2 separate regions of the Homo sapiens genome follow, and region 1 is linked to region 2. Evidence: chromatin loops called from intact Hi-C (ENCODE). Cell type or tissue: Caco-2. All regions are shown on one strand. Links, peaks and the distances in the headings refer to the core of each region. The heading gives the core; the rest is flanking DNA. Region 1 has its middle 180 kb from the start of GUCY1A2. Region 2 has its middle 120 kb from the start of GUCY1A2.

Evidence for each region. A loop is a pair of places that touch in the nucleus more often than their neighbours do. Peaks named below come from ENCODE experiments on the same cell type or tissue, not always from the same donor. Only the 100,000 strongest peaks of a DNase experiment are listed, where the experiment ranks them.
Region 1: it touches region 2 in a loop (7-fold over the local background); 1 of 110 quality-filtered maps calls a loop at or near these places.

What each region holds. Positions count from the first base shown.
Region 1 is chr11:107,193,244-107,201,742 of GRCh38, forward strand. No RefSeq gene overlaps it. Among named protein-coding and RNA genes, the nearest start is that of GUCY1A2, 180 kb to the left of the region's middle. In Caco-2, for the core only: no CTCF peak of the experiment used is centred there; a DNase peak (open chromatin) is centred at 3,688.
Region 2 is chr11:107,130,112-107,138,610 of GRCh38, forward strand. No RefSeq gene overlaps it. Among named protein-coding and RNA genes, the nearest start is that of GUCY1A2, 120 kb to the left of the region's middle. In Caco-2, for the core only: no CTCF peak of the experiment used is centred there; no DNase peak of the experiment used is centred there.

The DNA.
Region 1 (8,499 bases), core at 2,677-5,176, 66 kb after region 2:
TCATAGGGGTAGGTCTACAGCCTGAATTCATTGAGGTGGCTCTGGAGCTTGGGTCCACATGGACAGGACTTGCGCCTTATTTACCTCCAAAAGAAGGAGTATAAGCCTATCCACATAGAAGTTCTTAAATTAGCTGCATTATATTTTTCAGTATGGTGGAAATTGATGAGTAAATAATCCTTTCTCCAAAAGAGTCCTCCAGTTTTGCTTTTTTATTTCAAAGATACTATTACATTTCAAACACCGATAGCATCCAAAGTGTATAGATTATGATTCCAATTCCTACTCACAAAAGGAATGGGACAATAAGGGTATGGAGGTAGAGGGAAAATAGAAAAAAGGAATTGCTCTAACACTGAATAAAATAGATTTTAAGGGATTCCCCCCAAGAATTTCTTAGAACATAGGATATAGAACTGACTGGGTAACATGAGTAGAAATATTTCTTCTCCTGTTGGCCTAACAAAGCAAGGCAGACTGGGATTTTCCAACAGGAACATTTATTTAAAAAGTAAAAGACAAAATAAAATACAAGAGGATAAAGATAGATGGATTTACAGCACACAGACTTGTCAATGTAGTATATCCTATGTTTTCCCGTATGTATCAATCTAAGAATGAAAATGACATCTCCATTAAATAATTTGGGCACCACACCTATGGAGAGGCACTTAAATATGCATCTCAGATCTTGATCTTTCAGCAATCCTACATGGTAAAATAGGGACTATTAACCTCAATCTCTAGTTACTCAGAGAATTTTAGGTCGTTTTCCAAAGGGCCTACAAAAAATGGTTAGGCTAGATCTGGAAGCAGAACTCTTATGAATTCTCACCTTTCTGGTCATCAATTGTGAAAGAATTCTCTAGATCTTAAGTTTCTTACGTACCATGAAAATTTATACCCATATGGTGAGCACGGAGCCTAGAGGAGAGATTGAGCAACCTTTAGGAAAAGTGTTTGAAGAGGTCAAAAGTTATATAAAAGTGCAAGATATGTACACTAGAGGGTACCAACTTTCCTAGGAAAACATAAATTGTGAAAGGGTAGTTTTCACATTATTGGGTATAAAGTGTTTAAATAAAAACTCTGATCTAAGGAAGCATGGCAGAACATAGTGGCATTGCTCAGAAATCACTATGGTTTCCACATCTTCAAAGCAAGGAGGATTTCATTTTCAGCTCACTCTCTGAGCTAAAATCTCTCTGAAACATATCTTCTTTCCTGTGACTAAAACATGACCTAGGATAAGGAAGAATAAGCAGCCTATGAAAAGAGGGCACAGAATCTATAAATTACCTTGGGCAGTATGGCCATTTTCACAATATTGATTCTTCCTATCCATGAGCATCTACTTTAAAGTTCATATGGAACCAAAAAAGAGACCGCATTGCCAAGTCAATCCTAAGCCAAAAGAACAAAGCTGGAGGCATCACGCTACCTGACCTGAAACTATACTACAAGGCTACAGTAACCCAAACAGCATGGTACTGGTACCAAAACAGAGATATAGACCAATGGAACAGAACAGAGCCCTCAGAAATAATACCACACATCTACAACTATCTGATCTTTGACAAACCTGACAAAAACAAGAAATGGGGAAAGGATTCCCTATTTAACAAATGGTGCTGGGAAAACAGGCTAGCCATATGTAGAAAGCTGAAACTGGATCCCTTCTTTACACCTTATACAAAAATTAATTCAAGATGGATTAAAGACTTAAATGTTAGACCTAAAACCATAAAAACACTAGAAGAAAACCTAGGCAATACCATTCAGGACATAGGCATGGGCAACGACTTCATTTCTAAAACACCAAAAGCAATGGCAACAAAAGCCAAAATTGACAAATGGGATCCAATTAAACTGAAGAGCTTCTGCACAGCAAAAGAAACTACCATCAGAGTGAACAGGCAACCTACAGAATGGGAGAAAATTTTTGCAATCTACTTATCTGACAAAGGGCTAATATCCAGAATCTACAAAGAACTCAAACAAATTTACAGGAAAAAAACAAACAACCCCATTAAAAAGTGGGCGAAGGATATGAACAGACACTTCTCAAAAGAAGACATTTATGCAGCCAACAGACACATGAAAAAATGCTCATCATCACTGGCCATCAGAGAAATGCAAATCAAAACCACAATGAGATATCATCTCATACCAGTTAGAATGGCAATCATTAAAAAGTCAGGAAACAACAGGTGCTGGAGAGGATGTGGAGAAATAGGAACACTTTTACACTGTTAGTGGGACTGTAAACTAGTTCAACCATTGTGGAAGTCAGTGTGGCGATTCCTCAGGGATCTAGAACTAGAAATACCATTTGACCCAGCCATCTCATTACTGGGTATATACCCAATGGAATATAAATCATGCTGCTATAAAGACATATGCACACATAAGTTTATTGCAGCACTATTCACAATAGCAAAGACTTGGAACCAACCCAAATGTCCAACAATGATAGACTGGATTAAGAAAATGTGGCACATACACACCATGGAATACTATGCAGCCATGAAAAAGGATGAGTTCATGTCCTTTGTAGGGACATGGATGAAGCTGGAAACCATCATTCTCAGCAAACTATTGCAAGGACAAAAAACCAAACACTGCATGTTCTCACTCATAGGTGGGAATTGAACAATGAGAACACTTGGACACAGAAAAGGGAACATCACACACTGGGGCCTGTTGTGGGGTAGGGGAAGTGGGGAGGGATAGCATTACGAGATATACCTAATGCAAATGACGAGTTAATGGGTGCAGCACACCAACATGGCACATGTATACATATGTAACAAACCTGCACATTGTGCACATGTACCCTAGAACTTAAAGTATAATAAAATATATATATATATATATATATATATATATATATATATATATATAAAAGAAAAGAGAGCACAGAACCCTCACATTATATATCAGAGCTGCAGGACCCAGATTCTCAGAGAAGCCATTTTCATGGTTATAAGTAACCTGAAGACCCATTCTGCAGACTACATTGAAAAAAAAGTAAAGCAACACTTAGTGAAGATGCCACTAAAGATGGCATTTTCAACCCATTATTTCCCTTTGTCATCACAAATAATTTAATACAGTGAGTGTGGACATTCAACTCAGCCATTGTAAAGCAATTTTCGGAAAGATCTTTGTCCACATCTGACAAGGGGTGTGAAAGTGGGTCAATGCCCCTTTTGAAGTAGGAATATCAGCAACAATAATCCAAACAAAGAAACCCCTAATGGATGTAAAATCAGCACAGAGGGTCTGGCAGCCTACCAGGAAATTGTCCTCCCAAAGCAAAATTTTGAGACTACTGAATTGCATTTCTTAAGGATGGCAGTTTCTCTTTATACTCTAGTTTCAAGAATAAAACTTTTTGCAAGATTGGATTACTTGGGATCGAATAATCTGATAACATTTCAGACTGTTTAATGTAAAATTAGGCTCTACATCATATGTACAAAGCTCAGTGCATTAATTATAAGAATAGTGTGTGTCTCTGGCCCTGACATAGGAACTCATGGAAAGAGAGGGCAGGATGAGAGGGAGAATAATAACTCACATACTCTCTCACACACGCAAACACACAACCAGAGAGCTGCTAGAGTAGTCCTGGACTGAGGTCAAAATGTATGGGGTGTCCAGTAGGGAAAGCAGAGACACTAACACAACCCTGAGTCATAGAACTGATCAAACAAAAGGATCAAGAATACAAAGTTCATCTTAGTCCAAACAAATCAAGCCCTGGGAAGCTACTCTGGAGGCTACAGGACAAGCCCATCCTAGAGGAAGCTTTGAGAAAAGGAAATTAACCAATATGTGGTATTGGCTTACTATGTTTTACCCATTGTGCTGGGCAGTACCACATACTGGAGAAATTTACCACTAAGCCCTCCACAACCCCCTTTGTCAGCTGTCTTTCTACTGCCTTCTAAGCATCCCCCAACCACCAACAGTTGGGGCCCCCAGGCAGTTTCCTGATGGATTCCACTTGCTCTCCCCAGAAAAGTTTACCCAGGAAGCTTTCCTGATCTTTTCCTCCTTCCCTCCTCCAATGTCCTTTCCCTCAAGGTCTTGCTAGGTGACAGCTAATCTCAGCAAGAATCTGATGGATTTTAATGTATTATTGAGTTTCCCTTCCCAGACTACCCTTGAAAACACCTTGACCTGCCAGGAGGTTTCAGGGCCTTTACTTCTAAGAGAATTTTTGTCCTAATAATAAATCAAGAATTAGAAGAATGTAGCTGCTCAAATAAATCTAAATCACCTAGGATTAAAACCTGGGAGGCCCTGAGGTGTTTTTGGTTGTTTGCTAATTTCAACTTTTATTTTAGATATAAGAGGTCGACGTGCAGCCTTGTTATATGGGAATACTGCATGATGCTAAAGATTAGAGTACAGATTCCATCACCCAAGCACCCAAGTGGTGAGCATAGTGCGCAATAGGTAGTTTTTCAACCCATCCTACCCTTCCTCCTCTGACTAGTAGTCCACAGTGTTTATTTTTCCCATGTTTATGTCCCTGTGTGCTGAATGTTTAGTTCCCACCTTTAAGTAAGAATATGTGATATTAAGTTATCTGTTCCTACATTAATTTCCTTAGGATTATGGCCTGCAACTGCATCTGTGTTGTTGCAAAGGTTTTTTTTTTTTCAACATGATTTTAAAAAAAGGGGAGGCCATTAGAAATATTAGCCTCACTTAACACTGGATTCCCAATCTACCTTGGGAACCCTCTGCCCTCCTCTCCTCTCCAGCCTTTGGCTCGTTCTCTTCATGTTCCAGTCTCCTCAGTAGTGATTTTGTTTTTGTTTTGCTTTTATCTTTGTGTTCGCAAAAACAAAACAAACACCACCACAAAAGTTCATAGGAATATGTTTGTTTTACAAAGTTTACCTTCTTGCAAACATGAGAGGGCAAAAGAGTCAATCAAACATAAAGATATCAGTTAGGAATCTGTCCTTGTGCAGGTAGAAGTGTAGTTTAGAATTTTAATCACTGATACAAGCAGGATTTGCCTAGCCTTCTTAAGATAATACTCTATAGTATACCAAGCTTGTTGAGGATTAAATTAGAAGGTAGCTAGTTATCTACTGAGATTTTCCTTTATGTAAAAGATGTGAGATGCCTTTTAGGAAATGCCAAGATATACAGGTGCTTCTTTGAGGCAAAGACTGACTTTTTTAGAGTGAGAATGTTTTTGAAAATCTATTCCAACAAAATAATAGTTAAGATCCTGAAATCATTGGCTATAAAATGTTATATTCACACAGCCCCAAGGATACCAGTTCTAAAGAGGAGTTAACCTAGAAAGTAACAAGAAGAAGCAAGCTTGCAATTTGCCTTCCAGAGGAAGGTGAGAAAGTAAAGTGATGAAGCCAAGACTAAGAGCTGTCCCAGATCAATCACTTGCTCAACTTTCTGGCCCACATAATCCCCTGAGATTGCAGGAGAGGAAATGAAGAGCCCTAAGAATCAGGAAGCATGATCAAAAGCAAAAAAAAGATCTGTGTAGGGATGAAGAAATAGGACAAATGTTATTTTATTTTTACTCCCTTCTAGAAGGAGTGACCCAATCTGGGAGATGTGGTTTTTCTGATCTGAAATTATGCAATATCCCACTATCAGATTTATCATCCTCAAGAAAAATTCTGATCATGTCACACATAAAGCAAGGAGGCGTCCACTAGATTCCAGGCTATATAACTCATGTCCTTCTAATTACATTTGGAACAATCCATCTTCCCCAAATTCTATCACATTTCATATTCACTGGGGAATGACATGAAAAAAAACCAGCGGAATTAAGGAAATGTGGATAATATTTGTGAGACTAAATATCCCAGGCACTAATTCAAGAATTCTCACTGGCTATTTACCAAATCTTTCGCCCTACTAAGTTTCACCTGAAATTCTATATCTAAGAAAAATGGAATCCTGCTATACTCCAGAAACACTAATTCCTAAGGTATCTTGTCTGATTTTGGGATTCTCAACCTTTTGAAACTCAGTGCTCCCCTTGTAAAGGAAATACTCTCTAGAGCCCCCTTAACTCCCCAGACATAAAATTCAAAGATAATCTAGCTACATACATAATTCAAAGGTAAATTTAAAAAGAAGTAATATATAACAAAATAATACGTTTTTAATATTTAAAAGTCACTTGAGACATGGTACAAATCCTTGCTGTGAGAACTCTTCCACACAGTGAAGACTATCTGATGTCCCGGCTGAGAGCTCTACAACGCCAATGACCCTTCTCTTCTATCATTGTGACAAACAAATCCTCCTCAGTGAATTTCCAAAAAGCCCCTACCAGCCCCATGGAGAACTACTTAGCCAGCTGAGTTGCACAGAACCATCAGTAACAACAGCATACACTTGGAGGTCAACTCTTTCATCCTTGGACAGAAGCCCATTCTGCAAGGAAAGGCACTCAACATCATCCAACAGCTAGATTGTTTTCTCTCTTTTTTTTTTTTTTTTTTTAAGACGGAGTCTCGCTCTGTCGCCTAGGCTGGAGTGTAGTGGCGCGATCTCAGCTCACTGCAAGCTCTGCCTCCTGGGTTCATGCCATTCTCCTGCCTCAGCCTCCCGAGTAGCTGGGACTACAGGTGCCCGCCACAGCATCCAGCTAATTTTTTGTATTTTTAGTAGAGAGGGGGTTTCGCCGTGTTAGCCAGGATGGTCTCGATGTCCTGAGCTCGTGATCTGCCCGCCTCGGCCTCCCAAAGTGCTGGTATTACAGGCGTGAGCCACTGCGCCCAGACTTCTCTAACTTTTAAACTGGTTGTGTCCCTTAGTTATCTCTGAATACAAGTTTTAAAAGTAGTGTCAATAGTAAATGAAAATTTCAGGATGAAAAGTATAACTTCGTCCAGTAAAAACTGTTGAATTGATGACACCAAACATCTTTATATTTTCAAATACAGACCTTTCGTCATATATCTACATAATGGACAGCCACTTAACATGCAGATAATTGAATGATTTTTCATCTAGATTTTTTTCAAGTTTGCTAGAGTAGAGTGGAAGTGTATGTCTGATGCTGGTCAGTATACAGCTGATCCTAGAATAGAGGGCCCTCCTACCAATGGAAAAGGATTGCTTCTGTAGGAAGAATTTTGAATTTTCATAACATTTTCTGAACACCTATTCCCCACACAATCTTCCATTCTTTAGAGATATGTTACATTTCCAAATGGCATTTATTCATGTATTCTTTTATTCGTTCTTCAAAACATTACAGGATGCTCCTTATAAATCATTCACTGTTTGAGTCACACAAAAATTAATAAAAGGGCCTCTGCCCTCAGGAGGCTTACACTCTTAGAGGTCAGATGTGAAAAATAATCACAACACATACAATGCTTCAATAATACACTTATATGCTAAGTTCAGTATTAACAAGAGGTAGCCTAGGATAAAGGTTTTGGAGTCAGGTTGCCAGGGTCAAATCCGTCTTTCTATTTATTTACTTTGTGACCTTAGGCAAGTTACTTAACCTTTCTGTACCTCATTTTCCTTGGCTATAAAATGGGAATAATAGTACTGCCAATAACTGTATCTACTTCATAGGGCAATTTTGAGAATTAAAAAATCCAATATATGGAACTTATTTAGACTGCACTCATTAAGTGCCTACTGTTGTTTACGTTGTTATAATAGATGCAGAAAGAAAGGATTTTATTTTAACACACTGAGTAGCAAAGGCTTTTCTGGAAGTTTGGCTCCAGTTTTCCAAAATAATGTTATCTTCTCCTCAACTCCTTTGCCAGTTACCAAGTTTTCTTGGCAAGACCAAAAGTCCATTTAAAGATGGGGAAACAATATTAGCCTCTAACAAAAAAGTAGTTAAATAAATTAAGAGACTTTTCATTTTTGTTCACCACTGTGCTTCAGGACTAGCAGAAGACCTGATACATAATAAGAACTAATAATTACTTAATTAATAAATGACTAGATCAATGGAATATTATTTAGCCATTAAAAAGACATATCCTTATTTATTGATGTAAAAAATCCAGCAAGTATTAAGTGAAAATAGTCACAAATGGAAGAATATGGAAGATCCCCTTTTTGTCTTTAACAGTTTACCTAGAATGTATATGCACAAATTCTGAGAAGTAGACCAAGATGGTAACAGTGTTTGTTTCTTAGTAATGAGATTATGGTCGAGTTTTGCTTCACTCTTTGGAAATTACTGAATTTCACTATATCTTTGTGCAATATGTATGTGCTACTTTTACAAACAGAAAAACGGTAATAACACTTAATGGGACACTAATGAGTAGCTAAATGGTCAAAGGTAAAGAGAAAAAACAGTAATAAATGGTACAAATTATTCATTGACAAAAAGGTCATTGACCTAGTCCAGAATTGGCTATTACAAAAATAAGCTTTTGAAAATTATACTGAAATTATATATTGTTCACATATTTGCTTTGTCAGTAGCTAATTTTCACTCTACCTTCCTTA
Region 2 (8,499 bases), core at 119-2,618:
GGGAGTAGGAACAGCCATGCAAGACAGGTTTTGTTTTTGTTTTTGTTTTTTAACTACTTTTTCTTTTCCCCCCTGAGACGGGGTCCTGCTCCGTCGCCCAGGCTGGAGTGCAGTGGCGCGATCTCAGCTCACTGCAACCTCCACCTCCCGGGTTCAAGCAATTCTCCTGCCTCAGCCTCTGGAGCAGCTGGGATTACAGGCGCCCGCCACCATGCCCAGCTAATTTTTTTATTTTTAGTAGAGACGAGGTTTCACCATGTTGGCCACGCTGTTCTCAAACTCCTGACCTCAGGTGATCCACCCGCCTCAGCCTCCCAAAGTGCTGGGTTTACAGGTGTGAGCCATGGTGCCCGGCAACTACCATTTTAAATTACTACAAAGTATTCTATATTCATTGCAAGAAATGTTTACTACAAATAAGTGGAAAAAATAAAACCTTCCATAATCACACAACTCAGCAATCAAAACATATTATAGGATAAAAACAGAATTATAGTACTTAGGAAACTTGCTTTTGTAAGTTAACAGTAAGTTATGCACATGTTGCCCATGTTGTGAAGTGTCCTTTTATAATGTCATTTTTAGTGGCTGAATATTATTTCATTGTGCAGATGTACCATAATTTATTTAACCAATTACAAATTGATAGACTTTTAGATTTATATCCAATTCTTCTTATTTTTAGCACTTGCATGATGAACATCTTTGTAGTAAAATGTTTACAATCTATAATTGCCCTAGAAGAAATTGCTGCCATAGAATTACTGCATCAAATATATAAATGTACTGATGCTATTTATATGTAAAGCTAAATTTCCCTGCAAAAAGTTTCACAAATTTATACTCTCACCTGCAGGAGATAAAGGTATGCATTTCCCAATTTCCCACAAAGAGTTTTTAAAAGAAAAGCAACTGAATATATTCTCAAAGCTCCTATGTAGAAACCAGTCTATTGATCACAGTTTATTTATCTGCTTGATTTCAATTCAACATTTATTGAGTACTTCTGTGCTGAGCAATATGGATAGAATCCACATGCTTAATGAGCCTAATAATGAATGTTCTACTCAACTTGGCCAAAATAGTCACATTGGCTGATATAGAAACACCTATACAAGTATTTTTAAATTATTTTAGGGTTAAGATTTCCATTTTGAAATCCTTCTTCTATAGATTATGATGTTTGTTTAGCCTCTAACTAAGAATTAATGACAAAGAGTTCACAACTGATCCAACACATGTCCAAACTGAGAGTCTTTAATCAGGGAAAGACCTTTATTGTATTAAATTTAAAATTTCTCTCTATAAATTCCACATATTGGTTCTGCTGTTACCTAGGGAAGAATCTATTTCCTCTTCAAATATGTTATCTGTTCTTCAAGACAAACAGCCCCAATTCCTTCCACATTCCTAATAAAACATTATTTCCAAAATCTTTCCACGATCTGGAATGCCTGTAATTATTTTGTGTTCCTTTTCCTACATCCTGGTGAATCTCTACTCATCCTTCATGGTTCAACGCAAATGTCACCTTTCTTGACACTTCACCCACTATATAATCTGTCCAGAATTAATTGCTTCCCTTTCTGTATTCCCACAGCATCATTTTGTACATATCTTTATTATAAGCCTTCACTACCCAATGTGGTAATTATTTGTTTGCATTACTGTCTTTATGACTCACCTGTGACCACTTTGAGGACAAAGTCTATGTCCAAAGCACCTGAAACCATACCTATTAGACATGGTACGTACTAAAAAATGTGTATTAAAATGAAACAGTAGGAGTTTATCATCTAGTACTAATCTGGTATCTAGTAACAAAAGTGAGACATGGATACAAATGACTACAAGTCATAAAACATAGAAGATGGTAAATATCATGAGATGATTACAATTAGGTTCTGTGTAAATGCAAAGATAAGGCATTTAAAAGATAAGAATGGTGGATATCCTTGAAAGCCAAACTGAGGACATTGTCTTCTCACCATAGACAATGTGAACACATTCTGAGCAGTGTGGGCAGAAAAGCTCAGAGGAAGGAGCAAGGGAAAAGTCCACTGACAAGCTATAAAGAGTATAAACCAGGATCAGTAATAGCATAGAAAGGATAAAAAAGGAAACCATTGGGAGAAAAGAGGCAATAGCATTTGGTCACAGATAACTTCTGGGTCAGGGAAGAAAGAGGAGGGAGGGAAATCCATCTGAGATATCCAGCTTGGGTAATTAGGATACTATTGCTACCCAAATGTAAATTAGTAACTCCAGAAGATGAAACTTGCAGATGTGGATTTATAGCCCATACACTGAGTTAGCTTTTTTTTTTAATTTGAAGGCTTTTAGAATTAGTATGTTATCTTCAACACACCACAATCCCCACTACTTTCTTTTGTCATGGACTCAGGCCATTTTACTTATTTATATTTCATACTTGGCCCCTGTAGGAATTTGATTTTATGATTCCTAGCAACAAAAATTAAAAAATCTATAATAGAATGAACTAGTTTAGGACAAACTGTGGTAGCTCAGTGGTTCCAAACATTTCTTTAGCATTACAATCCTTGATTAAATTAAATCTCCCTTAGAAGTCCCACGTATTTAAAAAAAAAAAAAAAAAGTTCTCCAGTTAGTAGAAGCACTAGAGCCCTCATTTTCACAACCATCAGTCCCAATCTCATTTGGCACTTAAGACATTCTCATGAACCTTAGGGACCTGGAAACCATAGTTTGAAAACCTCTGATATGAATGATAAATTGAGATTTATAGATATTGCTTTTGAGGTACCAACAGATCTACAGGTGAAAATGTTCAGCAAGCCACTGGGTAGAGACAACAGGAGACTGGGAGAGAGTTAAGGTCTGGATAAAGATTTGAGAACCATCTGGAAGAAGGTGATATTTGAAGCCATGGTAAATAAATGAGAAGAGTGAGAAAATAAGTGGGCAGGAAAATAAAAGAATACAGATAAGAATAGGCCTTTTGGGAATGCCTACATTTTTAAGGTGGGTGAGGAGGGAAAAATCAGCCCAGTAGACAGATGAATAATCTGACAAGTAGAAGGAGAATCTGAATAGTATAAAATATTAGAAATTAAGGTAGCAGTTTCAGGAAGAGAGGAGTGATAGAGAGTGTCAGATAAGCCGGGAAGGAAGATGGCATTGAGGAAAGGTAATCTGTTAGACCACTAACAGATGACTAAAACGATAGCACTACAAGAAGCAACTTCGGAATTATGGTGGAGACAACAGGCAGAGAGCAAATGGGATAAGGAGTGAACAGGCAGAGTGTTTACTCTCTTGAGACATTTGAAGGTCAAAGAAAAGATATAAATAGGTTGATAATGTGAAGACCTCACCAGGAATATGGAGAGGTTGCTAAGAAATATGTTAGGTGATAGTGGAAAACATTTTTATGGCAAGTGGATGCTTATATTTCTTTAGTTCAACCTGGCAGAAAAGTGAAGACATACCACAAGCTCCCCACAAGTGGTTTCTAAACTGTTGCAGGGGCAGTTGGCACTGAAGGGCTGGTGAAGTCTCCTCTAGGCTTGAGTGTCTGTGGCTGTGTATCGGGTACTGTCTTAAAGGAGATCTCCTCCCCAGTCAATCAATAAAGATTATATATCAATAGGGCAAGTGAGTTTGTTTTGCCTATGGGGAGACAGAGGAAAAGGAACCATCCCAAGATGATGACAGCATGTGGATCACCTTCAGGCTGGGAGGTATTCTTCTAGGATATACCAGATGTACCAATATCTGTTGTGACAATTTGGCTCTGCTCAATGTTGTAAGGTAATGGTCAGGGTTTCAATCCTGTGTAACAATACACATTTCTTTATTTGATCTGGAGTATATTACATCCAGGGCCAGTGGTCTTGTAAATGCTCACCACTGAATATGAATAAAATCAGTAGAAAGTGAGAATGTGTCTGAACAAATTATCCTATCATGAAAAGTAATTCAAAGTGATGCCGTAGTGGTGTGAGTCAGAAGAGACTCTTTCCTCTGTGAAGGACAATGCTTCTTATTGAAGCTAAGCCCAAAGAGAAATAAATTGGACTATAACACACAGATTTCAGAATCTTGAAAACATAATCACAGAGAATATAATGCTAAGAGTTTGATGATAAGAATTATAGCCACTAACATTTATGAATCCTTTATTATACTCCAGGCTCTTTACATACCTTGTCTCATTTAGTCCAAATAGAAATTACGTAAAGTAGAAATTTCCAATTTTACTTTTCATTTGAGGAAAGAAAGATTCACAAGGGCTAGGTAACTATCTAAGGTCACAGGGTCAATAAGTGACAGAGCAGGATTATAACTCACATATCTCTTATTTATATATTAGTGGTTCCCCAGCATTCTACACTGCCTGACAGTGATGTTAGTATAACCCTGTACTCCACATCTGCAGATTGACTGAGAGAACCCCATTTACTCTTTGAAGGTCAACTTTTCACCAATAGACCATGTGCTTTTGGCAGCTTTTGGCCTCGGCAGGACTGTTTGCATCACTGGGCTCAGACCACACTTCATGTGCCCCAGAAAGGTAGACTGTGTAATGGAAATAAAATATAAAACTGTTTCAGTCTTGGAGCGGCACCAGACAAGAAAGCACGCAAATATAGTTGGCAATCCCTGACACCTGAGGAGGCTCCAGATCAGCAGGGCGACCTCGCCCAAATAATGACACTTGAAAGCCAAGACTATTCAAGTAAGAATTAGATATGTATGGAGATTTTCCAAAGGAGAGGCGGTAAAACTGTTTCTTCACACAAGCTATTCTTCCCTACCAAAGGTCTGGGAGGGAAGGAAAGATAAGGGTCCTAGCCAGCCTTCTGCTGGGAAGTGTCAGCCATGCCTAGGAGCCCATCATTCATCATCATGTGGCACAGATGATTACTATGAACAGCTCAGGTGTTCATAATAATGGACTGGATTCAGTTTTCTATTTATCAAATCCTATCTGTATGGTGGATAAAACTTCAGTCTTGCTGTCAAGGCTTACAAATCAGTTTCTCCTATACTAATGTAAATCCCAAGGTTTGGCTCCTCTTGCCAAAATGGATCCCATACATACAATACATACTTGAGGGAAAACAAAAATACCATATCTCTCTTATTCCTGAAAGAGTTTCAGGACATTAAAAATTATCTAGTGCCCAAGGGAGAGAATACAGTCATGGGTTCTTAGTTTCTGTTTCTGGTCGGGCCAGTAAAGCCCCTTCCTCATCCCTCTTTTCCACTTAACACTAGAGACAGACACTAAAAACCATGGCTTCAGGCTGCTAAAAGCCTAAAACAAAACAAAACAAAACAGAAAAACAACAACAACAACAATAAGGAAGGTTGTACAAACTTAATATAGTCTTTCCCTCTGGGCCTTAAAAAAGAAAAGTGTGGCTTGTTGTTCCTCACTATGCTGAGGGCACTCTGGTTGAGATTGGGTGCCATGAGGTGTAAAGTGATTGTCGAAATTCAGATCAACAATGAAAACAGTTCTCTGATTTAGAGAAAGCTACTGGATTCCCACAAAACCTGGCCAAGTGTGGGCAACAGGGAAAGACGGAGCAGGTGAGAAATGAACCAGATCAGTGGTATCATAATAGTTGTGACTACATTTCCTCATCAGTAAAATAAAGCACCTTGGGAGGCCGAGGCAGGCGGATCATGAGGTCAGAAGATCGAGACTATCCTGGCTAACACAGCAAAACCTCGTCTCTACTAAAAATACGAAACAAAAATTAGCTGGGCATGGTGGCACGTGCCTGTAGTCCCAGCTGCTCGAGAGGCTGAGGCAGGAGAATCACTTGAACCCAGGAGGTGGAGGTTGCAGTGAGCCAAGATGATGCCACTGCACTCCAGCCTGGGCAACAGTCTCCGTCTAAAAAAAAAAAAAAAAAAAAAAACCAGTGGCAGTGATATCATTCAGAACCACCACCCCGTGTGTCAATAACTAGCCCATAAAAAGTCTATGCCCTTCAAATATCACTACCTCTTCAGAATAACCAGGAACTTTTACTGCTTAACTAAAGCAACATGGGGTTCTACCAACCTACTACTTTCTTATTGCTACAGTAGACTACATAATCTTTGATTGTCAAAAATAAATAACCAGAAGTCCATACTGATATAAATATTAATAAATGACTGAATAAATAAATGGGGGAAAGAGACAAATCTCTCGTGCAGAAAAATTCCAAATTATTTATATAGATAAACTGCTCTCAAAGAGATGGAGTATAACTGCTCACTCCTTAAGCGTGGGTTGTGCAGTGAATTCCTTCCAAAGAGTATAGTATGAAAGGGGAGAAAAAACAAAAACTTCACAGTGGAGAAGCCTTACATATATACTACTACAGCCAGGTGATCAAAGTTAACAACAGCAATAAATTATATTGACAGTATGTACCCTTCATATGATGTGATGAAAATGGCACTTTAGGATGGGTGCAGTGGCTCATACCTGTAATCCCAGCACTTTGGGAGGCCAAGGCAGGTGGATCACTTGAGGTCAGGAGTTCAAGACCAGCGTGACCAACATGGTGAAACCCCATCTCTACTAAAAATACAAAAATTAGCCAGGCATGGTGGCGGGCACCTGTATTCCCAGTTACTTGGGAGGCTGAGGCAGAATCACTTGAACCCAGGAGGCAGAGGTTGCAGTGAGCCAAGATCACGCCACTGCACTCCAGCCTGGAAGACAAGAGCGAGACTCCATCTCAAAAAGAAAAAAAAAAAGGCACTTTAATTCTGTGGTCTTCCTCCTAAAAACCCATAACAGACTAGTTATGAGAAAAACATCAGACAAATCCCAGTAGAAGTATGTCCTTCAACATGCCGAACCAATACTCCTCAAAACTGTCAAGGTCATAAAAAACAAAGAAAGTCCATGCTATGGTCTAAATATTTGCATCTCCCCAAAATTCATATGTTGAGATTCTAAACCTCAAGGTGATGGTGTGGGAGATTATTAGGTCATGAGGGTGGGGCCCTCCTGAAGATAATTAGTGCCCTTATAAAGGAGGCTTGAGAGAGACCCTTCATCACCTACACCATGTAATAGGAAGAAGGTTCTGTCTACGAGGAAGGGGGCTTTCACTGGACACAAATCTGTCAGGATCTTAGTCTTGGACTTCCTAGCCTTCAGAACTACAAAAAGCAAATTTCTATTGTTTATGTGTCACCTATGCTATTTTGTTATAGTAGCCTGAACAGACAGTCTGAGAAGTTGTCACAGCCAAGAGGAGCCTAAGGAGACATGATAACCAAAGGTAATGTGGCATCTTGGATAAAATTCTGGAACAGAAAAAGGATATTAGGTAAAAACTAAGAAAATCAGAATAAAATATAGACATCAGTTAATAATAACTAGTAATAGTATTCATAATAATTAGTTGACAGTATATCATTATTTGTACATTAATTACAATAAATATATAATATTAATATAAAATATTAACAATAGGGGAACTGAATGAGAGGTATATAGGGACTCTTTATATCATCATCACAATTTTTCTTTACATCTAAAACCATTCTAAAAAATAAAATCTATTTTAAAAATGAATGAATGTGTAAACAAATAATAAAAAGACCATTTTTTTAAGATCCAACAGTAGAGAGTTGTAATGAAGAAAAGATCAATTATGTATCCCATTACTGGTTCTGTGTTAAGGCTGCCTCACCTTCCCAGGCCTCTGTTTCCATGTCTGTAAAAGGCAGTGTGGTGTAATGGTTAAGCAGCATAGGCTTTGAGCCAGAAAGTCCTGAGTTTGCATTCCAGCTCTGATTTCTATGAGCTCTATGATCTCAAACCTTGGTTTCATTATCTAATAATGCCTACCCCATAGAGTTAACATGAAGACTAAATGAGATGGTGTGCTTGGAAGCATTTAGGTAAGTAGAAAGCATATAAAAGTGTCAGGGACAAGTCATTGGAGGAAGCTGGAGCCTCAGCAGGAATAAAGCCCTGTGATCACTTGTATAAATGGACAAAGCTGTGTCAGACATTGTTAGCAGGATGATTTGTCCTCAAAGTCAAGTAGCAAGGAAGGCGAGGACAGTAGACGAGGCTCCTCTCTTGTCTCCTTTTGGGCACCAGGTCTGATAACCTTCCCTCCTAAGAAGGACTAGGAGCTAAGAAAATGAAGCAGAGCTGCTTGTCTGGACCTCTAGTTGAAGAGGAACAGGCTGGCAGCACCGTCTTGGAAAATCCATAAAGAAATCGACTGACAGTTTTATTTATTTCAGCTGCTTAATGGAGCACATTTTTGCCAGTGGATATTGAAATCTTCGTTCCTTTCAGAGGAATGATTGCTGCACCTTCCTCTTTAGGACCACTCACCTCATGTTCAAAATACAGCTTTGGAGGAGAATGAAATGTTTTTCAAGAGCACGTAGGGGTTGCAGCTTTTGCAGTAAGTTTCCTCATATAGCTTCAGAACTCATCAAAGAATCCACTCCCAGCAGGCCTCGGTCTCTGCTCTCTCA